Linked DNA regions of Homo sapiens: region 1 is linked to region 2. The links are chromatin loops, found by intact Hi-C in ENCODE. Cell type or tissue: HepG2. All regions are shown on one strand.

What was found. Hi-C counts contacts between places; a loop is a spot of excess contacts. Peaks named below come from ENCODE experiments on the same cell type or tissue, not always from the same donor. Only the 100,000 strongest peaks of a DNase experiment are listed, where the experiment ranks them.
Region 1: a loop joins it to region 2, with 3 times the contacts of the local background. A loop is called at or near these places in 2 of 110 quality-filtered maps.

The regions. Positions count from the first base shown.
Region 1 is chr12:71,121,928-71,129,927 of GRCh38, reverse strand. It overlaps TSPAN8 (tetraspanin 8), which reads left to right. Exons shown (of 9, transcript NM_004616.3): 8 at 514-597; 9 at 4,541-4,832. The coding sequence ends at 4,594. Among named protein-coding and RNA genes, the nearest start is that of TSPAN8, 32 kb to the left of the region's middle. In HepG2, CTCF peaks have their summits at 4,252 and 4,894 (motif pointing left); DNase peaks (open chromatin) are centred at 4,247 and 4,907; H3K4me3 peaks cover 389 bases.
Region 2 is chr12:71,214,124-71,222,123 of GRCh38, reverse strand. It overlaps LOC105369831 (a long non-coding RNA gene), which reads right to left and starts at 5,290. Exons shown (of 3, transcript XR_945081.2): 1 at 5,014-5,290; 2 at 2,618-2,731; 3 at 1,290-1,822. In HepG2, a CTCF peak has its summit at 4,933 (motif pointing left); a DNase peak (open chromatin) is centred at 4,973.

The sequences.
Region 1 (8,000 bases), 92 kb after region 2:
CTTGTTTTAAAAATGAAAATTTACAATATTATTATCTAAAATCTCAACCAGAAACCTTTCTGTTTTAGATTACAAACCTAAAAAATCCTTAGTCAAGGTGGTATCAGCTCTAAAATGAATAAAGTTAAGATAAAATTATGATTTATACTTTTATGTTGTAAAATATATAGCTTTATCAGCTATAAAATTTATAGTATAAATTATAAAATCTGTCATTTGAGGATATGTTGGTGAAAAATTATTATTTGTAATTATTAATCCCTAGATTCAACAATTAGGCAGTCAAGCAAAATTTTGTTCCTCAATTGCTTTTCAATGTATAAACAAACCACAACAGTTACAACCTTTTGGAGCAAAGGTGAAGCAGGGAGTGGAAGGAATAACCCAGTTCCTTGTCGTTAAGTGTGTTTCTTGATAGCAATGTAAAAAGTCAACCAGATTAATAAAAATTTTGATTAATATAAGGTCGAATTTTTCTGAGAGGTAACTTTTAATGTTTTTTTTTTTTAACAGACCTGTATTTCTTTCATAAAAGACTTCTTGGCAAAAAATTTGATTATAGTTATTGGAATATCATTTGGACTGGCAGTTATTGAGGTACAGTATAATCTTGTATTATTGACTCTTTTATTCCCTTGCTTGTTCATTAATTTCAAGAAATATTGATGGTGAACAAACAAACAGAAAAAAAAAAACCACAACAACCATAAAAAACGCAGATGCTTTAGAAAAGCACTGGATGCTAAAGGCCCATCATCTCCCTCGATCAGCCTGAGTCTGAGGGGGAGATTCCAGTCTTATGAAGTGAGCAGGGTTGAGATTCTTGCTTCTGAATGACCTCTCTACCGGGAAAAAGATAGAATTAATTTTCACATAGTTCTTAGTGCCAGGTATATTTTTCCCACTGAAAACTAGCACAGGGGTTACAGTTTTCCAAAGTTAGAAGAAAAAGCACCAAACAAAGCAAAATACGACCTTTACAATTTCTTATTTCTCATCTTGATTTTGAAACAGAAAATAAAAACTGAACTCAAGAGTGTGAGGAGCTCTTTCTTTGTTACTTATTACATTCTAGAGAAATCCAAGAAGTTCTAAAAAGTAGAGGTAATTGTCTCTGATTTCCTCAGCTTAAGTACTATTGACTCACTTGGAGAAATTTTCAAGGAAAATTGAGGCTTATGTATTACTTTCATCACTTTAATTATTGATGTTGGAAAAATATCCCACATAGGATTTTTGTCTTGATGAACTTTCTTGGCATGTTTTTTTTTTAAAAAAAAAAAAAACCTGAAAGATACTTTTCACATGGCCTAAAAATCTTTGCCAAGAAAATGAATTAAAACTGCTTCAGAGAAGCATTTTGGAATCATCCCAGATCTTGGGTAATTTTAATATCAAGTAGATCAAATTCACTCACAATCCTATTCCAGGGCATTAGCAAGAATGTGAAGTGTCTCCCTGGTTAATGCCTGTGAGAGCTGGTTAGCTCAGCTGAGTGCCTTGTGCTTCACACTCATGGAATGCTGTGCAAGGTACTCCTTGGGCTTTCTGGTAATTTTCTACCTCTTACTCGTGCCACATCACTGCCAGAAAGAAATTTTAACTGGGAATGAAGCAATTTAGTGTCCTAAGTGGTTATTTAGTTTGCTGGTGGAATTTCCCAGGCAGCTATTAGAGAAAGGTTAGGGACTATTAGCAGCAAATTAAACTGTGGGTTATTACTTTCTTGTAGTCCAGATGAATAGGTATAAATATGAAGCATTCTTTGTTGGTAGGTTATGGCTGTCTTTCTTTAGGTCTGATATATGTTCAGAGTCAAATGGTGCTATGGATTAGGTCTATTTCTCTTGATTCTGCATTTTGTAAGATGTATTTTATTTCTCTGCTTTGTATTCTGGGTTTATGCTAATTTAGAAATAAGGACTAATGGCCATGAAGATGAGTAAGAAATGAATGATTTAAATGAATCAAGAGTGATTTTACATGAATGATTTAAGTGAATGAGAGAGCATGCTTTAAATGAGATATTTAATATAAGAGTTATATTTCATGTTAGACTCAAGTTCTGACAATTGACTATCACTAGCTCAAATCACAGATGCTCCTCAGTTAGCAAAACCAGAAAAAGTAAGGACATACTTGATTGGGGAGGTTGATGAAATCCTTTGTGTCATAGTCAAAGGCATTTTCAAGAATTTAAATACATCTAGTGGAAAATAAGATTACAAAAAGATTAATGTATTTCAGTATTTTATGAAATTGTTATATTCCATGTATTAATTACATGTTTAAATATTTTATTTGTTCTTCTAAAGACATATTCAGAGAAAAATAGCTTAATACAAACATTCTATACAGTAATTTATAGGTATGAAGTTTTTGCGTTACTATCATAAAACAGAACCGTTTTTGAATTCGAGAAGTCAAATTAATTGTGATTTCTAGACTCTCTGCAGATATGGTAAATAGTTGGTTCAAATAATTGTTTGAACTTTTTAAAATTGTTCAGTTCCTCAGTCTATAACCTGCCCTCCCTCTTTTTAAGGGAAACAAATCATTTTATATTCCATCTTCCTTTATTCAAAAAGTAGATTGGAAAAGTCTTCTGACACCCAGTCTATAAATTATGTATCCAAAAACAAAGCATTTTATAGCTCATCTTACAGTCATTAGTACAAGTTTCCTATTGCCCTATGACTTAGGCCTATCTCCCTTCTTTGTTTCCAAAGTTCAAATTCAAAAAAACACAAAGATACAGAAACAGAAAATCTCCTCTAAAAAATACTTTTAAGAAAACAGAAGCAAATGTCTTCCTGCAGAAAATATGTTCAGATTATCTCCACAGAAAAATATCATATAAAAAAAGACCGCCCCATATTTAGACCTTATGTTAGTATGTTTAGGCATAGGTTTTAGTGAGGTGGGCCAATATTTGTTTTCAAAGCTATGTTAAGACTATATACCTAAGGGATTCTTCTCACATTGGATGCTAAAGATTGTGCAGAATACCTTATTCTGCAAGAAAAATTTATCTATAGACATTTTTGGAATTCTCATTACTCTAGCTTAAAACAGCCAGACTATCATACTCTCCTCATTTGACTATAACAACTTACAAGCACAAAAGATGATCAGCACTTTCCTTGCTTTAATTAAAAAAAAAAAAGTGCTACACACTGAGAGCCATCACTTTGTAGGATAAAAGTTATCCCAACAGGAGGTCCTAGAAATAAAGCAGTTAAAAGAAAAATGATAATTTTACATTTTTTTAGACTGCTGCATACCTCTTAGCAAATTTATCATGAGTCTTGGCGTACATTATAAAATGACAAATCTCTTTTAATTATGTGCTTTTTTTTGAACAATCATAAATGTTCTTTTCAGGGACAATGAAATACAAGAAAGTGTGATATTAACTATCTAGTCTGCTGATAAATTGACGGCTTCTATTTCAAGGATGTAGCAGTGAAAGATGATAGTTGTCTTATCCCATTATTTTTTCCCCATTAAAAAAATTCTTTCTTGATACTTGTCCCACAGACTTAAGGCTCAGGATCAAGACAAAAAGACTAAATTTCAGTCTTCAATTGTAGCACATTTTGAATGGAAATTATTACTTTTGCAGAGAATTGGTGTCAACCTTTTTAAGAAGGAAGAAAGATTGGTTAGCAGTTCTCATTTGAATTACATTTCCAGGAAAGTGTTAGTAAGCAGAAAGTCTCAACACAGTAGAAGCATTTAAGTTGACTCAGCATAAATGTCACTTTGCCTTCCTCCATCCTCCCTTCAAAAGGGGCTGGTGGGGGAGGAAACTTTCTATTGGTAATGCACACAGGTCCTGTCTATCATTTCTACGTCAAAGATACAGCATGCAAGTCACCAACTGTAGAGCCAATTAGAGCAAATTTTGGGGTCCCTCATTCTTGGGAGAGCTACTTGAGATGGAAATTATGCCCCAGATTTTCAGCTGTGCTTTTTCACTTCAAAAGAAATTCCTGAATTAAGCTGTTCCCCATAGTTTAGAAGCTTTTTTAAAAAAAGAGTTACTTCATTTTTTATTCCTCTTGGAAATGCCTAAAACTACAGCAAGAGAAATTCTAGACTTCTTGATTTTTATGCAGATGATTTAAACCAGATGATCATAACCTTTTTATGGAAGCATTACGTATATTTAGCCCCCAGGGACCTGAGATCCCCAGTGCTCCAGAGGAGACGCTCTGCAGAAGAATGTGTGTGTTCCAGAAAAGGGAGTAGGTCCTCTGGTGGCAGCTGCTACTGTGCAGTTTATATGGGGCCAGTTAGATAGAGGCTGATTGGCCAGCTAAAAAAGCTGATTAAAACACAAAAAAAACTCAAGAGAGCTTTTGCAGTGCTCTTTTGTCCCATTGGAACCTCTAATTTCCCAAGAGAGATGAGTTAGATAAGATTGGAACTGTCAATATACAAAATCTTTTCATATATAATGTTCTTTCTGTTTATTTATAATGTGTCCAGTGTTTTCCCTTAAATTCCATGTTAATCCTGTTATTTTGTTCTCTAGATACTGGGTTTGGTGTTTTCTATGGTCCTGTATTGCCAGATCGGGAACAAATGAATCTGTGGATGCATCAACCTATCGTCAGTCAAACCCCTTTAAAATGTTGCTTTGGCTTTGTAAATTTAAATATGTAAGTGCTATATAAGTCAGGAGCAGCTGTCTTTTTAAAATGTCTCGGCTAGCTAGACCACAGATATCTTCTAGACATATTGAACACATTTAAGATTTGAGGGATATAAGGGAAAATGATATGAATGTGTATTTTTACTCAAAATAAAAGTAACTGTTTACGTTGGTGCTTTTCTATGTCTGATCATTGTATTCAGGTGCTACAGTGCTTAAAATGTTCTTCTGGAGCCACCCAGTGGAATAATCATCTCTAAGGTGACAGGGCCATAGATAGTTAAGACAGTGGATCTGGGGCTTTTCAGAAACGACACTCTTTTATATGATGTATCAACCATTGGTGATAAGACTGAATCAAGTCTAATGTTAAAATAATTGACAATGATCCAGGTAAAAGAGTCACCATCTCTTTTCTATTTATGTCAAAGCTACTAATAGTATGTCTCTCTTTTGCTGCATATCTATTGTATGAACAAAAAGGTCTGAGTGCCCAGCACCCAGCCATTGCTTCTCTGGTACCCATCTGGATCTTCCTCTCAGACACAACAGTTGTAACTTTTTTTTCTTTCTAGTTCTCAGAAATATTTAACATTTTTGCTTTGTATAGAAGTATAACATACATACAATATAGTCGATAATTCTTAAAGTATAGCTCTTTTAATATATGTACATCTGTGTAAGGACTAAGATCAGAGTTGGGCACAGTGGCTCATGCCTGTAAGCTCAGCTACTTGGGAAGCTGAGACAGTAGGGTCTCTTGACCCCAGGAGTTTGAGACCAGCCTGAATAATAAAGTGAGACCCCCATCTCCAAAAAAAAAAAAAAGAAGATACAGAATATTTCTAGCACACCAGAATGCTCCTTCATGCCACCTCTCAGTGGTGGGGTGTATTTGGCTCACACAGACTTGCTAAGCAGATTGTACACATATACACAAAAGTTTTGTACACAAAGTTCTTCCCAACTTTGTGTTCAGTAACATGAGATTGGTACCTTGAAATCTACCATGCTCGGAGTATTTATGCCATAGAAACTAACAAATGCTGTAAATTCAGGGCTTTTCTTTCTTTTCTTTTCTTTCTTTTCTGGAGAGCTGGTTGATAAACATTTACCAATATACTGCCCTCTCTGTAAATATTTCCCTAAAGGTAACCACTTTTCTTTTTTTTTTTTTATTATACTTTAAGTTTTAGGGTACATGTGCACATTGTGCAGGTTAGTTACATATGTATACATGTGCCATGCTGGTGCGCTGCACCCACTAACTCGTCATCTAGCATTAGGTATATCTCCCAATGCTATCCCTCCCCCCTCCCCCCACCCCACCACAGTCCCCAGAGTGTGATATTCCCCTTCCTGTGTCCATGTGATCTCATTGTTCAATTCCCACCTATGAGTGAGAATATGCGGTGTTTGGTTTTTTGTTCTTGCAATAGTTTACTGAGAATGATGATTTCCAATTTCATCCATGTCCCTACAAAGGACATGAACTCATCCTTTTTTATGGCTGCATAGTATTCCATGGTGTATATGTGCCACATTTTCTTAATCCAGTTTATCATTGTTGGACATTTGGGTTGGTTCCAAGTCTTTGCTATTGTGAATAATGCCGCAATAAACATACGTGTGCATGTGTCTTTATAGCAGCATGATTTATAGTCCTTTGGGTATATACCCAGTAATGGGATGGCTGGGTCAAATGGTATTTCTAGTTCTAGATCCCTGAGGAATCGCCACACTGACTTCCACAATGGTTGAACTAGTTTACAGTCCCACCAACAGTGTAAAAGTGTTCCTATTTCTCCACATCCTCTCCAGCACCTGTTGTTTCCTGACTTTTTAATGATTGCCATTCTAACTGGTGTGAGATGGTATCTCATTGTGGTTTTGATTTGCATTTCTCTGATGGCCAGTGATGATGAGCATTTTTTCATGTGTTTTTTGGCTGCGTAAATGTCTTCATTTGAGAAGTGTCTGTTCATGTCCTTCGCCCACTTTTTGATGGGGTTGTTTGTTTTTTTCTTGTAAATTTGTTTGAGTTCATTGTAGATTCTGGATATTAGCCCTTTGTCAGATGAGTAGGTTGCGAAAATTTTCTCCCATTTTGTAGGTTGCCTGTTCACTCTGATGGTAGTTTCTTTTGCTGTGCAGAAGCTCTTTAGTCTAATTAGATCCCATTTGTCAATTTTGTCTTTTGTTGCCATTGCTTTTGGTGTTTTGGACATGAAGTCCTTGCCCATGCCTATGTCCTGAATGGTACTGCCTAGGTTTTCTTCTAGGGTTTTTATGGTTTTAGGTCTAATGTTTAAGTCTTTAATCCATCTTGAATTGATTTTTGTATAAGGTGTAAGGAAGGGATCCAGTTTCAGCTTTCTACATATGGCTAGCCAGTTTTCCCAGCACCATTTATTAAATAGGGAATCCTTTCCCCATTGCTTGTTTTTCTCAGGTTCGTCAAAGATCAGATAGTTGTAGATATGCGGCGTTATTTCTGAGGGCTCTGTTCTGTTCCATTGATCTATATCTCTGTTTTGGTACCAGTACCATGCTGTTTTGGTTACTGTAGGCTTGTAGTATAGTTTGAAGTCAGGTAGTGTGATGCCTCCAGCTTTGTTCTTTTGGCTTAGGATTGCCTTGGCGATGCGGGCTCTTTTTTGGTTCCATATGAACTTTAAAGTAGTTTTTTCCAATTCTGTGAAGAAAGTCATTGGTAGCTTGATGGGGATGGCATTGAATCTGTAAATTACCTTGGGCAGTATGGCCATTTTCATGATATTGATTCTTCCTACCCATGAGCATGGAATGTTCTTCCATTTGTTTGTATCCTTTTTTATTTCCTCGAGCAGTGGTTTGTAGTTCTCCTTGAAGAGGTCCTTCACATCCCTTGTAAGGTGGATTCCTAGGTATTTTATTTTCTTTGAAGCAATTGTGAATGGGAGTTCACTCATGATTTGGCTCTCTGTTTGTCTGTTGTTGGTGTATAAGAATGCTTGTGATTTTTGTACATTGATTTTGTATCCTGAGACTTTGCTGAAGTTGCTTATCAACTTAAGGAGATTTTGGGCTGAGACAATGGGGTTTTCTAGATATACAGTCATGTCGTCTGCAAACAGGGACAATTTGACTTCCTCTTTTCCTAATTGAATACACTTTATTTCCTTCTCCTGCCTAATTGCCCTGGCCAGAACTTCCAACACTATGTTGAATAGGAGTGGTGAGAGAGGGCATCCCTGTCTTGTGCCAGTTTTCAAAGGGAATGCTTCCAGTTTTTGCCCATTCAGTATGATATTGGCTGTGGGTTTGTCATAGATAGCTCTTATTATTTTGAAATACATCC
Region 2 (8,000 bases):
AGTCAGATGCTGTGAAATTAATTTTTGGCAATCAATCTTTCTCCTTCTTCTCTTAATCCGAGTCATAGAATTATATCTTACAGTTGAAAACACATTCAGAGGTTGGCTAGTTTCTCTGCCTCTCATTATTCATAATTCGTGGGTTCATTAGATCTGGTTGGGCCACATATCTCATCATGGGAGTCTCCATTTTAAGATGCTGTGAGTGTAAAACTTCAGGGATGTTTCTAATTGATCCTTTCAGTAGAGGAAGTATTTTCTCAGTCACATATATGCCATTGGTAGAAGTGGTTTCATTCTTTCTTCTGCAATGGCAGTTTTAAAACATAGAGGATTTACTCATTTCATTTACTTCTTCATTTAACAAATATGTGTTAAATGTCTGAACACTGTGTCTGGCAGTGGAAACAAAAGGTGATCAAAAACAAAGAAGGACCCTGTCCTTACGTTACTAACAGTTTAGGATTTTATCAGTAATTTCCATTATAATCTAATTATTATTTAGATCTTTTACGTTTTATAATAACAGCAGAATGAGAAAAATAGCAAAAGAAATGAAATTTAAAATTTCCCTTCTGCTCTCTTATTTTGACTTCCTCCATTTAAAAATATTTCTTTCATGTAATTGTCTTATGCCTACCTTTAAACCATAATGTTAATTATGGTGCACATTTTGCATTCAACTTTTCCTGTCTAAATGATCTTTGCAGACTCTTCTCCATAAGTGTTGTGTCACAAGTATTTCCCCTATTAACATCTTCAAAACGATCACCTTTATAAATACAGATAACTTGCCATATAATTAAATATGCTTTTATTTGGGGACATTTAGTTGTATATAGTTCAGCAATAAATAACATTGGGGTTGGTTTCTTTTTTCTTCTCTTCTACTGTTTCTTTCAGTGACTAAAGAATTGGAATTCTATATATGAGAGTAATGAGATGTTTTTCTTCTGTATTAAGCAAGGTGAGAGATGGACTGATATTTTGGGGTCACTCAAATTTATCCTATCCAATCTATTCTAGATTTATCCTAGAATTCCAGTTGGCTAGAAGAACTAGTATGAAGCCCAAAAGGAAACCAAACACATTTTGTAATGCGTGATGCAAACATGTTTTTCTCTTCTTTTTATTAAAAGTAAAAAAAAAGAGGGATGTATGTGTGTATATATATATATATATAGTCATAGGATTACATATACATGAAAAGAGACATTGAAACCACTGACAGTATTTCAAAATATATTTTTTCAAGTTTAAGTTATACTTATCACATATTTATGCTGGCTTGCTGGAATTCTGAAATGTGAGTTCATCATTAAAATGGCTATAATTTCTTATAATACAGAAATAATTATTTTTGGCCAATCTTGTGATCATTCCCATGTGTGTTAATATCCCTTCCCTTGTCTTCCTTTGTGTAAAAATAGGTATGGACTTACTGGAAGAAAAGTCTGTGCCTTTTTACCTCTCTTGGGTTGCTTCTTCAAAGGGTTGTGGATGGGGATGTCGGGGTGGATATTCCTGTTGAGAGTCCTCATGTAGCTATCACAGGAATCTCTAATGGAGGACAGGCAGGATCTAATGAACAGCAGGATGCAATAAAGCTGTTAAGTCGAGCCCTGCATGGTTCTGGATTTCAATTATTCTGTGTGGCTGATGAGATTCTGAATTACCAACAGCTGCTCATTTGCTCACTTTCTTGTCTGCCACCGCTGCCAGCAGCTGTTCTTTCTTACCCCATATCCAGATGCAAACAGCTGTTCTCTCTTTCTTTACAATTGTTAGCAGTGGCTCATTTTTGCCCCAAACACATGGACACCTGCAGCAATAGGAATTGTATTTTTCAGTTGTGAGGAAATGTTGGACAGCTTCATGAAGGTTGAATGGAGTAAGGGAAAGAAGGAATGAGAAGTGATTAGATACAGAAGGAGCCTGTGTTGGTAAGCCAGAAGGTGGATAAGATAATTCTAGTTATTCTTCAGTGGCTGCATATGTCTGTGACAATGGATACTTGTAGTTCTTCCTTACCTTCCTTCCTTTCCATTCACCTTGGAAAGCAAGGAGCCATCACTAACAAACAAATCCCAGGAAACTGAGCACTTAGGAAAAAATTATGATGGTGCTCTAATGACTTGGTTTTTATTCATTTATTTAAGAAATATTTGTGGCTACTAGTACATGTCAGGTACTGTTATAGAGACACAATAGGTGCTAAATAAATGAGTATGTTTTTATGAATATGTTCACACATAAATACAACTTATCAGTTCTGACTCTGTTTATGATATGAAAAACCAACATTTTAAATGAATTTTGTTTGTTTAATTCAGCCCTTTTCCTCCCTGCCATTAGGATTGGGGACCTTTGGATTATGTCGTTGATCAAGAAATATTCCTGGTTCTCATGTCTCTCTCTTTTTGCAGGGACTAGGGTGAGAAAAATGTAAAGAAGGGGGAATAGAACTTAAATTTATTGAGCACTTATCCTATCTCCAGTACTGTGCATTGTTCTTTACGTAGGTTTTCTCATTTCATTTTCATCAGAATGTTAGGAAATCGGCATATTTTCATCTAGCTGATAAGGACACTGAAGTTGGAAGTGTGAAGCTGCTTACCTAAGGCCATGTGGTCAGGGAATGATCCAGGATGGGACACAGACTCTCTCGCCCCAAAGCACAAGTTCTTTCACTCTATCCAGCTTCCACATGCTTTTCCTTCCTCTATTCAGGCTGCAGAGATAACAGTGATAATTGGGTTTAATACCTTAATTGTGGAAGCAGATATATAATTGATCTAAAGGCTTAATCTTCAATTGGAAATTGGTCCAAATGTTACTTCATCATTTTAAGCTGTGGGACAGTCATAAAAGATGAAATAAAAGGAGAGATGTTAGGGCTCATAGCTCAGGTTGCTATCACAAATAAAATCTCTACACCCTCGGGCTCTTCTCTGTTAAGAGGGTTTCTAAAGAGTATTTGGCCAAAGTATGGGAGGACTTAATATTCCCATTTCACACCCTAACTTAATCCATTAGTATCCAAACAATGTTAGCGGTTATACTTTGGGATATTGAGTGGGAGAGAACTGGCTGAGGCTCTAAGGAAACTTTCTATGGTTTAGGGAGCCATTAGGAAAAAGCTTCTTATTCTTGTAAAAATTTCTCAAACTTTCAGGGCTGGGTTCCTGTGGCTGGCTGATAGTCAGCCTCAGTTAGATTCTTGCCAAATTGAGCATCAACAGCTCATTTGGCTTGGAAGAAAAAGAAATGAGAAACAACTGACATTTGTATACTTGAAATTATGAGCTGTTTCTCTAACAAAGAGACCAAACACTTTGGGCTTGTTTTCCAGTAAACATACACACTGAACAATCTGGCCGGCTAGCAGCTGGCTGTGCATATGTAGGGCATATGTGAACACATATGGATGCATAAAACTCACATATGTTCACTTAAAAGGACACTGTCAAGTCATTTTATGGCTTTTTTTTTTTTGTTCTCTGGGCTCTATTGTTTATAAAATCTTCTTAGAAGCTTAAAAATACAATTTCTTTCCCTACTGATTTTTTGTTCTTTCTTTCTTTTTTAAAGCAAGTATTTGGAATGGCAATCAAATAAATGGAACTGGTTCTATTTAATACCTAATCCTACTTAAGCATACACAGCAAAGTACATTGTCCGATCAGAAGTAAAACACTATGAAAGAGACAATTCCTTATGAAGAGAAAAATAGGCACATTCTGTCTTCAGAGGAGACATTTCAAATTAAATAGTACTTACAAGATTATTTTCTGGCATTCCAATGCTTTTAGTGTGTGTTAGATATTTCATATGGATATTAGTGACTATAATAAATCATATTTTCTACTTTCTAAAATATATTTTAGCAATATTCTTCTAGCTTCTTTATTAAGTAGAGGTCTTTTAAAAAAATCTCTGCTTTGGGCAAATGCTGTGAAGAATCAAATCAAAATAGCCCAACAACCTGAAAAGATGCTAAAAAAAAATCACAAACAGTCAGAAAAACAAAAAGTAAATAATAATAAGTTATCATTTTACACCCATCAAGCTGAGAAAAAGTAAAAAGCAAAACTGTACATAGCAAGTGAAGATGTGAGGGAAGGAGTACTTTCATACGTTGCTGGGGAAATGGGAATTTTAAGCAGCTTTTTGAAAGTAAATTTGGCAACATTTCATAAATTAAAAAAATATATACTTATGTCCGTACCAGTGCATAAGGATATAGACAACAGCAGCATTATTTAATGTGGCAAAAGTAAAACCAAGTGAATGCCCTTCAATAGGGACTGTTGGTGAATAAATTAAGGCATATTTATACCATAGAATATAATATAGCCACTCAAAAGAGCAAAATGGAGCAATACCAGTTGACTTTGAAGAATTACCACCTGGTATTGTTGAGATAGAAAAGTAACATGTATAGAAGAACATGTGAGTCTACATTATGAATCAATGACCAAAACAACTTTTGTATGTATTCATTTGTCTCTCTATAGTCTATCTATCCATTTGTATAAGGTTATATGATGGAAAAAATATGAACAGATACATACCAGGTTGTTAAGGTGGGTTTTCTGGAAGGGGTTGGGGGAATTGTGGTGATGGTAGGTGAGGAAGCTAAACAAAAAGGGAAGAATCTAATATAGGCAAAATCCAGTAAGAAATGGTCATATTTATGCAAAATTCTGTGTGTGTACATTCAAAGGAATACTTGAAATAATAAGAGATCATTAAAATAAAGACATTCTCATCTTCTACCAGAATCTCCATGGATAACAATAAAGGAGGATGTGACAGTTCCGACAAACTCAAATAATCCTGGAAAAAACTGAACTTGAGGGTTGGCTGAAGGTTTATATGAATTTCCCATGGAAGAACAAGATAAGCAGGTTGCATTCAATCATTTCAGGGTACTGGTGCCACCAAGTGGTGTCTGGAGCAATTGTTGGTGGCATTTTATTACCCCACTAGTGACAGAACCTCTTGGCTTACCTATGCCTTCCATGGTAGTAAACAGAATGGGGATGTTTACTACCCCCCGTGGAGTTCTCCGTGGAGTGAAGCACACACCTGTGATCCTGGCACTCAGATGAACAGGAAGTATGAAAAAAATGAGTATGAAGCAAACAGCTTTGGCCCTGGAATCTGATCTCACCTTGGTTTCTCCTGCTGGCAATTGCTCTACCATGCCTGACCTTTACCTATCAAGTCCCTTGAGATGTGTTCAAAAGTTTATAACTACTTGGACCAGTGTCACAACTTGTATATCTTCTTTAACTGCTTTAACTGTGATTTTAGATAATGTCTCATATAGGTTTTCTCTTTTTATTGCTGCCATCGTGGCTTGGCCTTTCCTTATGTCTTCACTGGTGTCATAAAAATGTTCATGGGCTTTCCTAGCCTCAGTCTCTCTCTGCTCCAATCGAGCCATAACCCACTTCTATGCTAAGCTTCCTGAAGTTCTGGTCATTTAACAACACTACTGAAAAGCCTTCAGCTGTTTCTCTGTAACTACTAGCAGAGTGTGACCTCAGAACTCAGCACAGACTTTTAACAGGGTGACTCTAATGTCTCAATTTGCCCAGTATAGCCCCAGTTTCCTTCTATTGTCCCACTGTAATCATTATGGCTTTCTTCATTTTCAACATTGTCCTAGTTTAGATATTACATTTTATGGATACCTGAGCTTTTATCTACTTAGTTCTCCTTCCTCTAATATATTAGAGATATGCAGGCATTATGTGATTTGGTGGGCACCTGGTGTTGATGAGTCCACAGCTCCAGGCCTCTACAGGTCAACTAGTTGTATGCATATATAAGTAGGCTAACAGAAGAAAGTGTAAAGTTTGTGGTGGATAGAGAAATTGGACTCAGAGAGGGCTCATATCTGAATTAGAACATCTCTGTGTGTGTGTGTGTGTGTGTGTGTGTGTGTGTGTGCTTTGAACATTCACAAACTAAATATAAATTATTTGGGATTTATCACCCTATTTAAAATTTATTTTCTTCTGTAATTTATATAAAGGCAGTTTTTGAATTTTAGTAAGAAAATCTGCCTTTACATTTTTAACTAATTTATTTTTAATTTGTATGGACACATTATAGTTGTACATGTTTTGAAACATATGTGACACTTTGATGCAAGCATACAATGTATAATCATCAAATATGGGTAGTCGGGATACCCATCACCTCAAACACTTATCATTACTTTGTGTTGGGAACATTCCAATTCTACTCTTCTAGTTATTTTGAAATATACAATGAACTATTGTCAGCTAAAGTCGCCCTAAGTGTTTGTGCTACCAAATACTAGATCATATTCCTTCTTTCTAACTGTATTTTTGTACCCATTAAGCAACCTCTCTTTATCCCTTCCTCTCCACTATTCTTCCCAGCCTATTTTTTGGCTCCCACATATGAGTAAGAACATATGCCATTTGCCTTTGTGTCTTTGGCTTATTTCACTTAACATAATGTCTTCCAGTTCCATTAATGTTGTTGCAAATGACTGTATTTCATTCTTTTTATGGTGAAATAATATTCCATTGTGTATATATACCACATTTTCTTTATCTGTTTATCTGTTAATGAGCACTTAGGCTGATTCCATATCTTGGCTATTGTGAATAGTGCTACAACTTTTGTATTTTTTATGTAGCTCTTTTAGTGGATAAGAAGAGCACTATTTGGGACCTAATGAATATCACACTCATAATTCATTACCAAATGAGAAAAATATTCAACTAAGTAATAATACAGTCATGCTAAAAATTTTGAGGAGTTTAGAAACATACTGTGTACTTTTTTGGCACAAAAGGTCATATGCCTTATTTATCCAACGATTAGTGCATTGCTTGGTGCATAAATACAGTTGAGTAGAATTTGAAGCAGACTGCAAGTTTATAGAACTGAAATTTGGTTACTGCATTCTGGTTTAAGTATTTCCTATGTCTGCTACATTGTGGTGTTAACAATCTGTTAATGGTTGAATGCATACTATTTAGGGAATGCTTTGTCCTTAGCTCACCATCAGTAGGAATGCACTGTGAGTTTTTCCTAGAGTTGAAAAGAATTCGAGCTCAGCCACCCGTTTTCTCTTATTCAGTTCTTTTTTTTAACCACTTAAATATATTTTCAAGACAGCCAGAGTCTGTGTTCTTGAAAAAGATTTTGTGTAAGAACTAGTTGACCTGTAGAAGCCTGGAGCTGTGGCCTCATTAACACCAGGTGCTCACCAAATCATTTAATGCCTGCATATCTCAGATTATCTTGTGCGGCTCTTTTGCCTTCTTTTCTGGCCTAAAGTTGAGTCAATCTAAAGTATAGAAAGTTGGAATTCAACCTAAGCTACTGTTTAACTAGCTGAGTGTCATTCACCGACAGTTATCCGTTTGTTTCCTGTGTGTTCCTCCAGGTGCTAGGACTTCCTGGAGAAGGGTGTCCACACACAGGCCAGCTTATGCTTGTCATGTTAACCCTCACTGAGTAAACTGCTCTCTTTACCTTCTTTTCTTCAACTGATTTTATGAAACTTTTTCCTGATCACACTGTCTTCAGGAGGAGAATCAGGCTTTGGACATAATGGCACATGCCCTGATATTCAGTACTCTGCGATCCATTGGCTTTCTTTTATATACTTTTTCTTTTTCTCCAAATGTGTATTTAATGGAACTGCAAACTGAAATACAAGGGCTATATATGTATGCTTCATTTTCTGTAAAGATGCCCCATATTTTGAATTCTTTCAGGTAAAGGACTGTATATATATTGTATAGACTCTGAGTCTGCCTGGATTTAAATCCCAGCACTGTGTCTTAGCAGCTTTTTGACCTTGGACAAATGATGGAACCTCTCTGTGCCTTACATTACTTATCTGCATTGTGGGGCCAATAATCTATCTTCTGGGTTTAATTTTATTTATTAAGAGCTTTACTGAAATATAATTCACATGGTATAAAATTCACCCATTTAGAGTG